2 separate regions of the Homo sapiens genome follow, and region 2 is linked to region 1. The links are chromatin contacts, found by Hi-C in ENCODE. All regions are on one chromosome and are shown on one strand. The core of a region is the stretch at or near the end of the contact, and the rest is flanking DNA. Distances in the headings are between cores, read along the strand shown.

Region 1 (5,617 bases), core at 328-2,827:
GCCAGATAGTGATAAATTCTTTGGAGAAAAACAAAGCAGGGTAAGGGAATGGAGAATTTTGGGGGGCTTGCAATTTTCATTAGGGTGGCAATTTTCCTTTTCACGGAAAAGGAGGTGTGTGATAAAGCTGGAAGGAGGTGAGCGAGCATCAGACATGGAATATAAGGATGCAGAGGGTGAGGGGGTAGGGAAAGCATTTTAGGGAGAGGGTACTGCAAGCACGAAGGCCATGAGGCAAAAACCTGTGCTCGGCAATTTGTCTTGGCCACAAAAGCTTTATCCCAGTCGTCAGTCCATTAAACCCTGTAGCTTTAAGTGTTGTGAGATCACAATCTTTATTTTTTAACTTGTGATGGTTCTGGACGGCAATTGCTGTTTCCTGCAATCTGTGGATGAATGAATGAGCAAAGCAGTTAGCAGCGGGATGAGTACAGGGGAGCAGCTCCACACCTGACACCTTATCCAAGTTCCCCCAGACCCTTGGCGCCCTGGTTCCCCCAGAACTTCGTTTGCATTCGTCTTTAAATGTCTTCTCAGTTTGCCTTGGGTCAGTTATTTGTATACCGATTAGACCTGTGCCGCCCACTGCGGTAGCAGCTAGTAGGAATTGGATGTGCTTTAAGTGTAAATACCAGATTTCCAAGACTTGCTGCAAAAACTGTAAAACATTCCACTAACGATTTTGCAATACTGCCTACATGCTGAAATAATTTGACTTTATTGGGTTGAGATATATTACTGTAACTTTCTTTTTTCATTAGAAAAATGTAGCCACTAGCAAATGTGAAGTGTCAGGCGTGTGGCGCGCAGATGCCTCTTTAAACTGGATGGCGCCGGGTTGGCCCTCACTATCAGCGGGCTCCCGACAGGAGGCGCCCCAGCTTGCGGCCGGGGGCAGCGCCTACCAGGCAGTTGGCAGGCAGTTCCAGCCCCGGGCCACGGCACTGCAGGGCCCGAGCCAGGTTACGGCAACCGGGGGCCCTGCAAACAGCTCCCGATTAGGGGGTGCTTTTGGGTGGGAAAGCGCAGGCCCTGGATGGAGGCCCGACCTGCGGCGCTCCAGCTCATCGCCCCGCCTCTTTGCGGCAGAGCTCAGGCCGGCGCAAACCGGTTCAGTGCTAGGACTGACGTCTCGCGCCGCCCAACCGCAGCACGCCCCCGCCTCCCCAGTCCTCTGGAAGAGACAGGGAACGTCTAGCCGCCAGGGTCCCGGGAGGCGGCTCTGTACCAGACGGACTATACTGAGAGCCTATGACAATAGCCGAAGGTGCCGGGGGGGGGGGGGGGGTGGCCTACTACCAATAAAGGAAGGGGAGGGGCGGGCCCTCGTTAGCTTCCCCCCCCTACCACGCTTCCTCGGGCGCGGGTCTACCCAGAGCCTAACGGGCGCGCGAGTGTGGGGGAAGGGCCTGGCGCGGGCTGGAGACTGCGCAGTGCGGTGCCGGCCGGGAGGGGGGGGGGGGGTGACGTAATCTCCGTCCGCGGCCGCGGCGCCCCGCCCCGCGACACCCTCCGCGAACCGCGAGAGCGCAGCGCAGGCGGTCCGCAGCAGCCGCAGCTCGGGGGCGGTGCCTGCCTTGCAGCCTCCCCTCGGCGATCGCGCAGCCCCATCTTTGTCCGGCCTCCGCGCTTTGTTCTCGGCGCCCGGGCCTTGGCCAGCCTGGCCAGCCGCCGAGCAGCCCCCACGCCGCGCTGGCGTCGTCCTCGCCTCCCTCGCCGCCGCCCCCCGCGCGCGGCCGGGCCTTGCCCCCCATGGTGTCCCGGCCAGAGCCCGAGGGCGAGGCCATGGACGCCGAGCTGGCGGTAGCGCCGCCGGGCTGCTCGCACCTGGGCAGCTTCAAGGTGGACAACTGGAAGCAGAACCTGCGGGCCATCTACCAGTGCTTCGTGTGGAGCGGCACGGCTGAGGCCCGCAAGCGCAAGGTGCGCCCGGCAGCCCACCGCGCGGCGGGCTCGGGGCCTTCTGCCGCTCCTGAGGCCGGCCGGCGGAGGGGCCCTTTTCCTGCCCTCTTCCCTTCCCCCGTTGCCTTTCCCTGTCCTTCCTCTTCCTCTCTCCTTCTGCCCTCTCTTCTCTTTACCCCTTCCCCCTCCTTTCCTTCCCCCCTCAACTCTCTCCCTTCCCTTATCTCCTCATCTTCCTATCCTTCCCCTCTCCCCCCTTCCCCCATTCTTCCTTTCCCTCCCCCTCCTCTCTGTCCCCTCCCCCTCCTCTCTGTCCCCTCCCCCTCCTTTCTCTCCGCCCTCCCCCTCCCTTATCCTTCTTGGCCCGGGAGGGGCGAGTGCTTCCGGGCCGGGGGTGGTGTTCTCCTGCCCTGCTGCCTGGGGAGCCTGGGACTTCGGTGGGCGGTCCCGGGCGTTCCTGCGCGAGGTCCTTGCGGGGAACTCTCCTGGTTCTGGAGGGTTCGGGGCTGGATGCGGGTGCAGAGAAAGAAATATTTCAAAAAAATGAGTAAAGGATGGGGGGCTGTCGAGTTCTGGGCGTTGGTCTGCAGCGGTCACCCGCCGCCAGGAGCGACCTTGGACGGGAGCTGGGGCAGGAGGCGGGCTGGGGGGCGCGGGGCCGGAGCTTCGCGGCTGCCTCGGGGCCCGCGAGGAGCTGGAGGTGGAGGGCGGCAGGGGCTGGGGCCGGGGCGAGCCTGTGGGTGCGGAGCCACAGCCCGGGTTTGCGTTGCGGCTGAGGAGTAGACTTGGAAGCGCGCCGTGGGCTGTGGGAGGCCTTAACCAGGAGTGAGTCCCCTCGGGGAGCCCAGTCTTGCGTCCCGCAGTTAGGCTTGGTAAGGGTTTGGAAATCAAAACGTAACGTGATTCTTCTATGTGAATAAAGTTTATTTTTACAGTTTCACGCGCTTTTGTAGATTACAATCCGAGATTGGGAGTTGTGAGGGCAGTTTCCACCTTGAGTGGCATTTTTTTATTTATGGGAATACCAACAGGCTCGCTGAGATTGTAGGGTATGTTAAGCAGTAATTCAAAAAAAAAATTATTTTTTTGAGACGAAGTCTCGCTTTGTACCCCAGGCTGGAGTGCAGTGGCGCGATTTCGGCTCACTACAATCTCCGCCTCCCGGGTTCAGCCGATTCTCCTGCCTCAGCCTCCTGAGTAGCTGGGATTACAGGCTCCTGCTACCACGCCCGGCTAATTTTTGTATTTTTAGTAGAGACGGGGTTTCACCATGTTGGCCAGGCTGGTCTGGAACTCCTGATCTCAGGTGATCCACCCGCCTCTGCCTCCCAAAGTGTTGGGATTACAGGCATGAGCCACCGTGCCCGGCCTCAAAATTTTTTTTATCTGTAATGGTATCAGGTAGCGTTATGTCTGGATGAACTAAAATCAGACATAAAACGTTTCAGGATCGGAGTTAGAGTCTTGCTAGTAGAATTGTGTGTCTTTAAGAAAAGATGGCCTGGCTTGGCGCGGTGGCTGACGCCTGTAATCCCAGCACGTGGGGAGGCCGAGGGGGGCAGATCACGAGGTCAGGAGTTCGAGACCAGCCTGGCCAACATGGTGAAACCTCATCTCTACTAAAAATACGAAAAGTAGCCGGGTGTGATGGCGGGCGCCTGTAATCCCAGCTACTCCAGAGGTTGAGGCAGGAGAATCACTTCAACCCGGGAGGCGGAGGTTGCAGTGAGCAGTGATCGCGCCACTGTACTCCAGACTGGGTGACAGAGCAAGACCCCCTCCGGAAAAAAAAAAAAAAGGGTGGCCTGGTTGAAGCCAGTCTTCTACAGGGAATGTGCTGTTGCTACTCTGGGTCAGTAGTGTCCGGATTGGGACGTGACGCGCCCAAGATTTGTTACTACTTTGGATGAAGTGGGGACCGCCCCACTCTTCCTCTCCCTCCTTTTCTTTTTCCGTTCCCTCCCTCCCTCTCCCTTTCTTCCCCCCTCTGGTATTTTTTAACCAAATAGAAGGAGTCAAGTTTAAACCATCATTAACTAACTTTGCCTAATTTCCTAAAGTTAAGAATTACTTTTTTTTTTTGCGCTACTTATGGCTCTGATTAATCTTTTAATTTCAGATGTCAGTTGCTTAGTTTCAAAACTGTTGAGCCACATGTATGTTATTCACCAATTAGAAGTTGAACTGTAGTCGGGTAGTGAAAAATATTTCTTTCAAAATTTAGGTGGGGGCTGCTGCAGTGCCAGTTGGCAGTGTGCCAGCAAGGAGCCCTTAAGCCCTCCATGCTTTTTCCTCTGACTGGGGGGACTTATTTACCTGTATCACTTCATGTGCGGTGTCCTGCATTTCTAGCACTCTCTAGTGGCCCAGTTAAGGAAGAGTTGGTTTGGGAAATAGTTTAACAAACCTGATGATTAACAGTTGGACAATCTGCATAGGATTTCCATCAGATCTGTAAGCTTAGGACATTTTGTTTTTTAAATTTTATTTTATTAAAAATTATTTTTTGTAGAGACAGAGTCTTGCTCTGTTACCCAGGATGGAGTGCAATGGTCTGGTCAGTGATCACTGCAGCCTCAGATTCCTGGACTCCAGCCTCTCCTGAGTAGCTGGGACTACGGGCGTGTGTCACCACGACCGGCTAATATTTGTAGAGACAGTGTCTCACTATATTGCACAGGCTGGTCTTGAACTCCTGGACTCAAGCCATCCTCCTGTCTCCCAGAGTGCTGGGATTACAGGCCAGAGCCACTGAGCCCAGCCATATTTTTGGTTTTAATGATATGAACTTGACTGTAAAAGTACTTTAAGCTGATGATTGTGCCACTGTACTCCAGCCTGGACAACAAAACCTATCTCAAAACAAACTTCAACTTGAATTATAATCTTTGTAAACAAACAAAGGTACTTTTTGAGATGGACATCTCAGGTACAGTTTAAAGAAATGAATCCCTGAATGAATAGGAATTACGAGTTTTGTTATCTAAGGACAGATGGATTATGCATTTTGTACCCAAACTTTGATTCTTCTTTTAACAGGCAGAACATGACAAAAACATGACCAGGCTTGATAAATTTCTGTCCAAAAGAAGCTTGAATTGCAGTAAAACTCTGTTTTTTGAGATGGGGTTTTCACTCTTTTTGCCCAGGCTGGAGGGCAATGGCGTGATCTCGGCTCACCACAGCCTCCCCCTCCAGGGTTTAAGTGATTCTCCCAAGTAGCTGGGATTACAGGCATGCGCCACCATGCCTGGCTAATTTTGTATTTTTCGTAGAGATGGGGTTTCTTCATGTTGGTCAGACTGGTCTCGAACTCCCAACCTCAGGTGATCCGCCCATCTTGGCCTCCCAAAGTGCTGGGATTACAGGCATGAGCCACCGCGCCTGGCCCGAATTGCCATAAAACTCTTGTATTGCAGACTATAAAAATATTTCTGCCGGGCATGGTGGCTCACGCCTGTAATCCCAGCACGTTGGGAGGCCGAGGCGGGCGGATCACGAGGTCAGGAGATCGAGACCATCCTGGCTAACACGGTGAAACCATGTCTTTACTAAAAATACACAAAATTAGCTGGGCATGGTGGCACGCGCCTGTAATCCCAGCTACTCGTGAGGCTGGGGCAGGAGAATCGCTTGAACCAGGGAGGCGGAGGTTGCAGTGAGCCGAGATCGCACCACTGCACTCCAGCCTGGGCGACAGAGCGAGACCGTCTCA
Region 2 (5,298 bases), core at 922-3,421, 1.7 Mb after region 1:
GGGCTGTGAGGAGTGGATGATCTGGTGCAGGTCGCTTTCCATCAGGTCCAGGACCACGTAGCTGGAAGGGGAAGGAAGGAGAGAAGCATGGGTTGGCCTGATCACACTCCAGGGACAAGCCCCATCCTCACCACACCCTTCCGATTCCAGACAGGTAACAGCCTTACCCTGGGACCCCATAGGGGCTGACGGCATGGTATGGAAGAAGAGCATCACGTTTTAGATTCTCTACGACTTTTCCATGAACTTGGTTAAATCACTTTTGTCTCCAGACCTAGTTTCCCCATCAGATAAAAGATGGGGTTGGACTACACCAGGGCTGGCCAATAGGTTTCCTTTTGGGGCTATCTCCATTGTTTGGTAGTGGCAGCTTGAAGAACTATGATGAAAATTGACCAGGCTTGTCCACTGTCTGTAGGAAAGTGTTCTGTGATTGATTAGTGAAGTCTGCTATGGGAATAGGAGGGTGTGGTCATAGTAGGAATGTCCTACATTTGACATCCTATATACTAAGATTCTATAAAACTGTAAAATCATCTGTACACTTCTTGAGGAATAACAGTTGTCCCTGGCAAAACTCTAAAGAACTGGTCCTAGAACTGCGGGAATTTTCCCAGCCTGCTTCAGATTAGATTCAGCTGCCTTTCCAGAACTTCGGCAACATGGTTGCAGCCTTCAGAAAAGTCCCAAGTCTGGCTCCCTCTCCCATCCCGCTTCTTACACAGATTTGAATTCGCCATAGGGCACGGTGGGCCTCAGGATGTCCTTGATGGCGATGATGTTGTCGTGTTTAAAGTGCTTGAGGATCTTCAGCTCCCTGAGGGTCCGCTTGGCATTGGTCACCACATCGAAAGCATTAGGGATCTTCTTGATGGCCACCTGCTGGCCTGAGGAGCAGGGAAAAGGGACATACCAGAGGATACCTTGGAGAAACTGCAGAGTCGACTCAGCCCCTATCAACACCTCCCTTCTAGGATGCAAATGACAACAGCTACCAAGTATTGGGTACCTACTATGTGCCAAGCCCTGTGCTAAGCATGTTACCTACATTATTAAATGTTACCTTCACAACTCCCCTGCGGGGCAGGTCCCAATAGGTCAACGTTAAAGAGAAGGAAATATGGCTTAGTAACTTGTTGGAGGTTGCACGGATGCCCAGTGGTGTAGCTCAGCCTCTTATGCCTACACCCTCTCCATCTCAGACCTCACCCATCCCACCACCAGTTCCTTATGCCAGTGTCTGGCTCCAGAACACATTTCTCTCTTAGACACGAAGGACTGGCTCTCCATTCTGGTCTAACTGGGACTATCATTTTCCTAAGGAGGAAGTAGGCAGGCAGGATGGCAAAACCACCAGGCCGGAGTTTCAGAGAACCGAGCCTCCCCGGAGCCTGGCAGGCAGAAGGCCCTGGTCAGTGTGTGTTGACTGGAGCCAGAACTCGCACCCCGCTTTCCTTCCCGGCTGTCTGGGACAGGCCGGTTTCCCACTCCCTGCGACGCTGCCACATCTGGGAGGCGACGGCTCAGGAAGCTCACCGGTGAGGCGGCGGCGGGCGGAGGACACCACTCCATAGGCCCCGTTGCCTATGGTCTCGATGATCTCGTACTCGTCGCCCACGTCAAAGGTCACATCGAAGGAGCGGGCTTTAAGCAGGGCCAGGTTCTTGGCCGCTACAGAGGCAGCGGTGTGGGCGGGTTCGGCCTTCACGGGCCCGGGGGGCTCCGCAGAGCCGTCCTCGCCGTCTTCCTCCTTCAGAGGCTCGGCCATGGTGTCTGTGTGGAGACTCGGGTGAGGAGAGGACCACCTACCGTGGGCCTCAGTGTCCCCTCTGCGGGCTGGGGAGCAGGACCAGGGAACTTCCCAGTTTCCTAAACCGACAAGGGCAGAAGCGCGCGGCTGGTTCGTGGCAGACTAGCTACCCCAGGGGTCCGGGCCCAGAGCCGGGGGCCCGCCAGGGTCGGGGGAGGGGTAGGCGAGGCGCGGGCCAGGAAGAAAGGGAGGGGCGGGGCACCTGGGTTTCCTCAGGGCCGCACTCACCCCCGCGCCTCCTCAAGGCTTTCAGAGGTCCCGAGGCTCGCCGGCCTCCCGTCCCCAGCGCGGGGGTCTCCGAGGGTGGCTCACTTACTTGTTCAAAGGCCGCAGCCACCACCTCAGCGTCTTGAGCTGCCCTGTCCGTCCCCCTCCGCCCCGCCTCCCAAGGCCACGCTCCCTCCAGCTCCTGGCCAATCGCTGAGCTACTGCTGCGGAGGGTCCTGCCCCTTCTACCTACTGCGTCCAATCCTAGCCCACCGGCCGAGAAAGCCACGCCTGGCGCGCGCCGCTGTCCAGCTCGCCGGCGGGAGCCGCCCAAAGGGTGCCCGGCACTTCGCAGGGGTGTGCTCCCCGCCCTGCACCGCCTTCAAACGCATGCGCACTGGCAGTCGGGCGCCAAGTGAATGGAAGGCAACGCCCCTGCACGTAGCGCGCGCGTCCCCATGAAGCTCTCAACCTCATCCGGCCAATCACAGCTAGTCCCGTGAGCTCGGGGAACTGCCCGGCCTGAGATGCCCAGGTCTGGGACTGTTACCTTGGCTACTGGCTCCCGAAGTCCCCTTCCGCCCAGGGAATTGTGTCCGCCATTTGCTTGGTCCCAGGAGCTCTGGGAATGTGTCATCCCCGGTAGAGGGTGCCCGTCACGGCCAACCACAGAGATCCCGGTCCTCCGGGATTCTAGAGCGTCCGGCCGAACCCTCCACTGACTTCCGGTGGCTGAGCCTCTCCGCAGCTTCCGGCCAAGTTGGACTGCAGCTCGCGGTTTCCTGGCTTCTAGGTATCTTCCCTCCGCTCGTTTGTCTGTCCCGCGATTCCCGTGCTTTGGGCTGCAGCGGAGTTAACCGAGGCGGCCGCCCAACCTCTGCTCCTCTGCGGAGCCCGCGGGTGGGCGGAGCCCTCGCTGGAACCGAGCTGTCCCGACCCACCCCAAAATCCGATAGTTTATTCGTTCATTCATGTAGCAAATGTTTATGGAGCACCGCCCCTCTAAGGCTCAGTGCCGGGAGGCGAAGGTGGACATGGTGGATACTGTGAGCTGGAAGGAAAGGTTTTCTAAAGGGAGCTCGAGGTAGGGCCGAAAAGAAGTGAAGAATTTTGGTTTCACTCCTAGGCGGCTTCTAGAAAAAAGCAATATGTATGCATATTCGTACCTACCTCCCCTTTGGTGTACAAAAATGTAGCATATTATGCTCTTTTCCTGAAGATCATTCCATATCAATAACTGGAGGGGTCCCTCACTTTTAAACAACTTTTAATAACATACCATAAAACTCATCCTTTTATAGTGTACAATTCAGTGTTTTTTGGTATATTCACAGTTGAGCAGCCATCATCACTACCTAATTTTAGGTAGAGTGGTTTATGGAACATTTTCATCGCCCCTAAAAGAAACCTATGTGAACCAAGTATCTGAGACAAGTCTCAAGTCAATTTAGAAAGTTTATTTTGCCAATGTTAAGGACATGGTGGTGACAGCCTCAGGAGGTCCTACAACATGTGCCCAAGATGGTCGGGGCATAGTCAGCCTTTATACATTTCAGGAAGACATAATACATAAGTCAATACATGCAAGATTGACATTGATTTGATGTGCTTATTGGCCATTTGTCTCCTTTGGGGAAATGTCTGTTCAATGTCTATTCTGGAAGGGCGGGACAACTCAAAGGGGAGGGGCTTCCAAGTCACAGGTAGATTTAAACATATCCTGATTGGCAGTTGGTTACAAGAGTTATTATCTATAGAAAGGAATATCTGGGTTATGATAAGGGGTTGTGGAGACCTAGGGTTTTTTGGTTGTTTATTTTATTTTATTTTATTTTATTTTATTTTATTTTATTTTATTTTATTTGAAGAGTGAGTCTCACTCTGTTGCCCAGGCTGGAGTGCAGTGGTGCGATCTCGGCTCACTGCAACCTCCCCCTCCTGGTCTCCTGCCTCAGCCTCCCGAATAGCTGGGATCACAGGCATGAGCCATCAAGCCCGGCTTTTTTTTTTTTTTTTTTTTTTTTTTTGTATTTTAGTAGAGATGGGGTTTCACCCTGTTGGCCTGGCTGGTCTCGAACTCCTGACCTCAAGTCATCCACGCCCCCCTGCTCCCGGCCTCCCAAAGTGCTGGGATTACAGGCGTGAGCCACTGCACCTGGCCAGGAGACCTAGGTTTTATTATGCAGTTGAAGCCTCCCAGTAGCAGGCTATAGAGAGAATAGACAAATATTTCTTATCAGACTTAAGGTCAGTGTTGATGTTAATGTTGGAGGGGTATAATAAGGCATGTCCAACTCTCACCTCCCATCGTGGCCTGAACCAGTCTTTCAGGTTAAATTTTAGGGTGTGCTGGCCAAGGAGGGAGTCCATTCAGATGGTTGCAAAGGGCCTTCTAATTTTATTTTTGGTTTATACCCATTAACGGTCACTCCTCATTCCTCTTTCACCAGAGCCCTTGCAACCACTGAACTACTTTCTGTCTCTATGGACTTGCGTATTGTGGATGCTCTATACTAATGGAATCACACACTGTGTAGTCTTTTGTGTTTGGCTTATTTCACTTAGCATAAAGTTCATGTTGTCATATTAGCACTAATTTTTATGGCCAAATATATTGCATTGTTTAGATATACCATATTTTGTTTATCCATCAGTTTATGAACATTTGGGTTGTTTCAACTTTTTGGCTATTATGATAATGCTTCTGAGAACATTTGTTTACAAGTTTTTTTGTGGACATGTTTTCCTTTCTCTTGGGAGTGGGATTGCTGGGTCACATGGTAAACTATTAACTTCTTGAGAAAGTGCCAAGCTGTTTTCTCCAGCAGTTGCACCATTTTACAAATTCACCAGCAATATTTAAGAGTTCCGATTTCTCCACATCCTCACCAACACCTCTTTTCTTTTTCTGATACTGAGTCTCACTCTATCGCCCAGGCTGGAGTGCACTGGCACGATCTCGGCTCACTGCAACATCTGCACCCCAGGTTCAAGCAATTCTTCTCCCTCAGCTTCCCGAGTAGTTGGGATTACAGGTCCCCACCACCATGTCCAGCTAATTTTTATATTTTTATTAGAGATGGTCAGGCTGGTTTCGAACTCCTGACCTCAAGTGATCCACCTGCCTCAGCCTCCCAAAGTGCTGGGATTACAGGCATGAGCCACAGTACCCAGCCTTATTATTATTATTATTTTTTAATTATAGCCATCCTAGTGGGTGTGAAGTGATACGTCATTGTAGTTTTGATTTGCATTTCCCTAATGACTAAGGATGTTTTCAC

What was found. Hi-C counts contacts between places; a loop is a spot of excess contacts on that map. Pooled maps may share reads with other maps.
Region 2: a map of naive thymus-derived CD4-positive, alpha-beta T cell shows a loop between it and region 1 (14-fold over the local background). The contact joins the promoter of MAPK7 here to the promoter of USP22 in region 1. A Hi-C loop is called at or near these places in 1 of 168 maps with a recorded cell type or tissue (naive thymus-derived CD4-positive, alpha-beta T cell), 5 of 37 single-sample maps with no recorded cell type and 9 of 50 pooled maps.

The regions. Positions count from the first base shown.
Region 1 is chr17:21,038,971-21,044,587 of GRCh38, reverse strand. USP22 (ubiquitin specific peptidase 22) reads left to right here and starts at 1,577. Exons shown (of 13, transcript NM_015276.2): 1 at 1,577-1,923. The coding sequence starts at 1,753. RefSeq lists enhancers at 1-806, 807-1,756 and a silencer at 1,292-1,891.
Region 2 is chr17:19,375,371-19,380,668 of GRCh38, reverse strand. It overlaps MAPK7 (mitogen-activated protein kinase 7), which reads right to left and starts at 2,171. Exons shown (of 7, transcript NM_002749.4): 1 at 2,039-2,171; 2 at 1,537-1,773; 3 at 722-887; 4 at 1-61. The coding sequence starts at 1,768. It also overlaps a transcript of B9D1 not described here. RefSeq lists enhancers at 1-208, 2,546-2,775 and silencers at 1,946-2,205, 2,276-2,335, 3,046-3,095.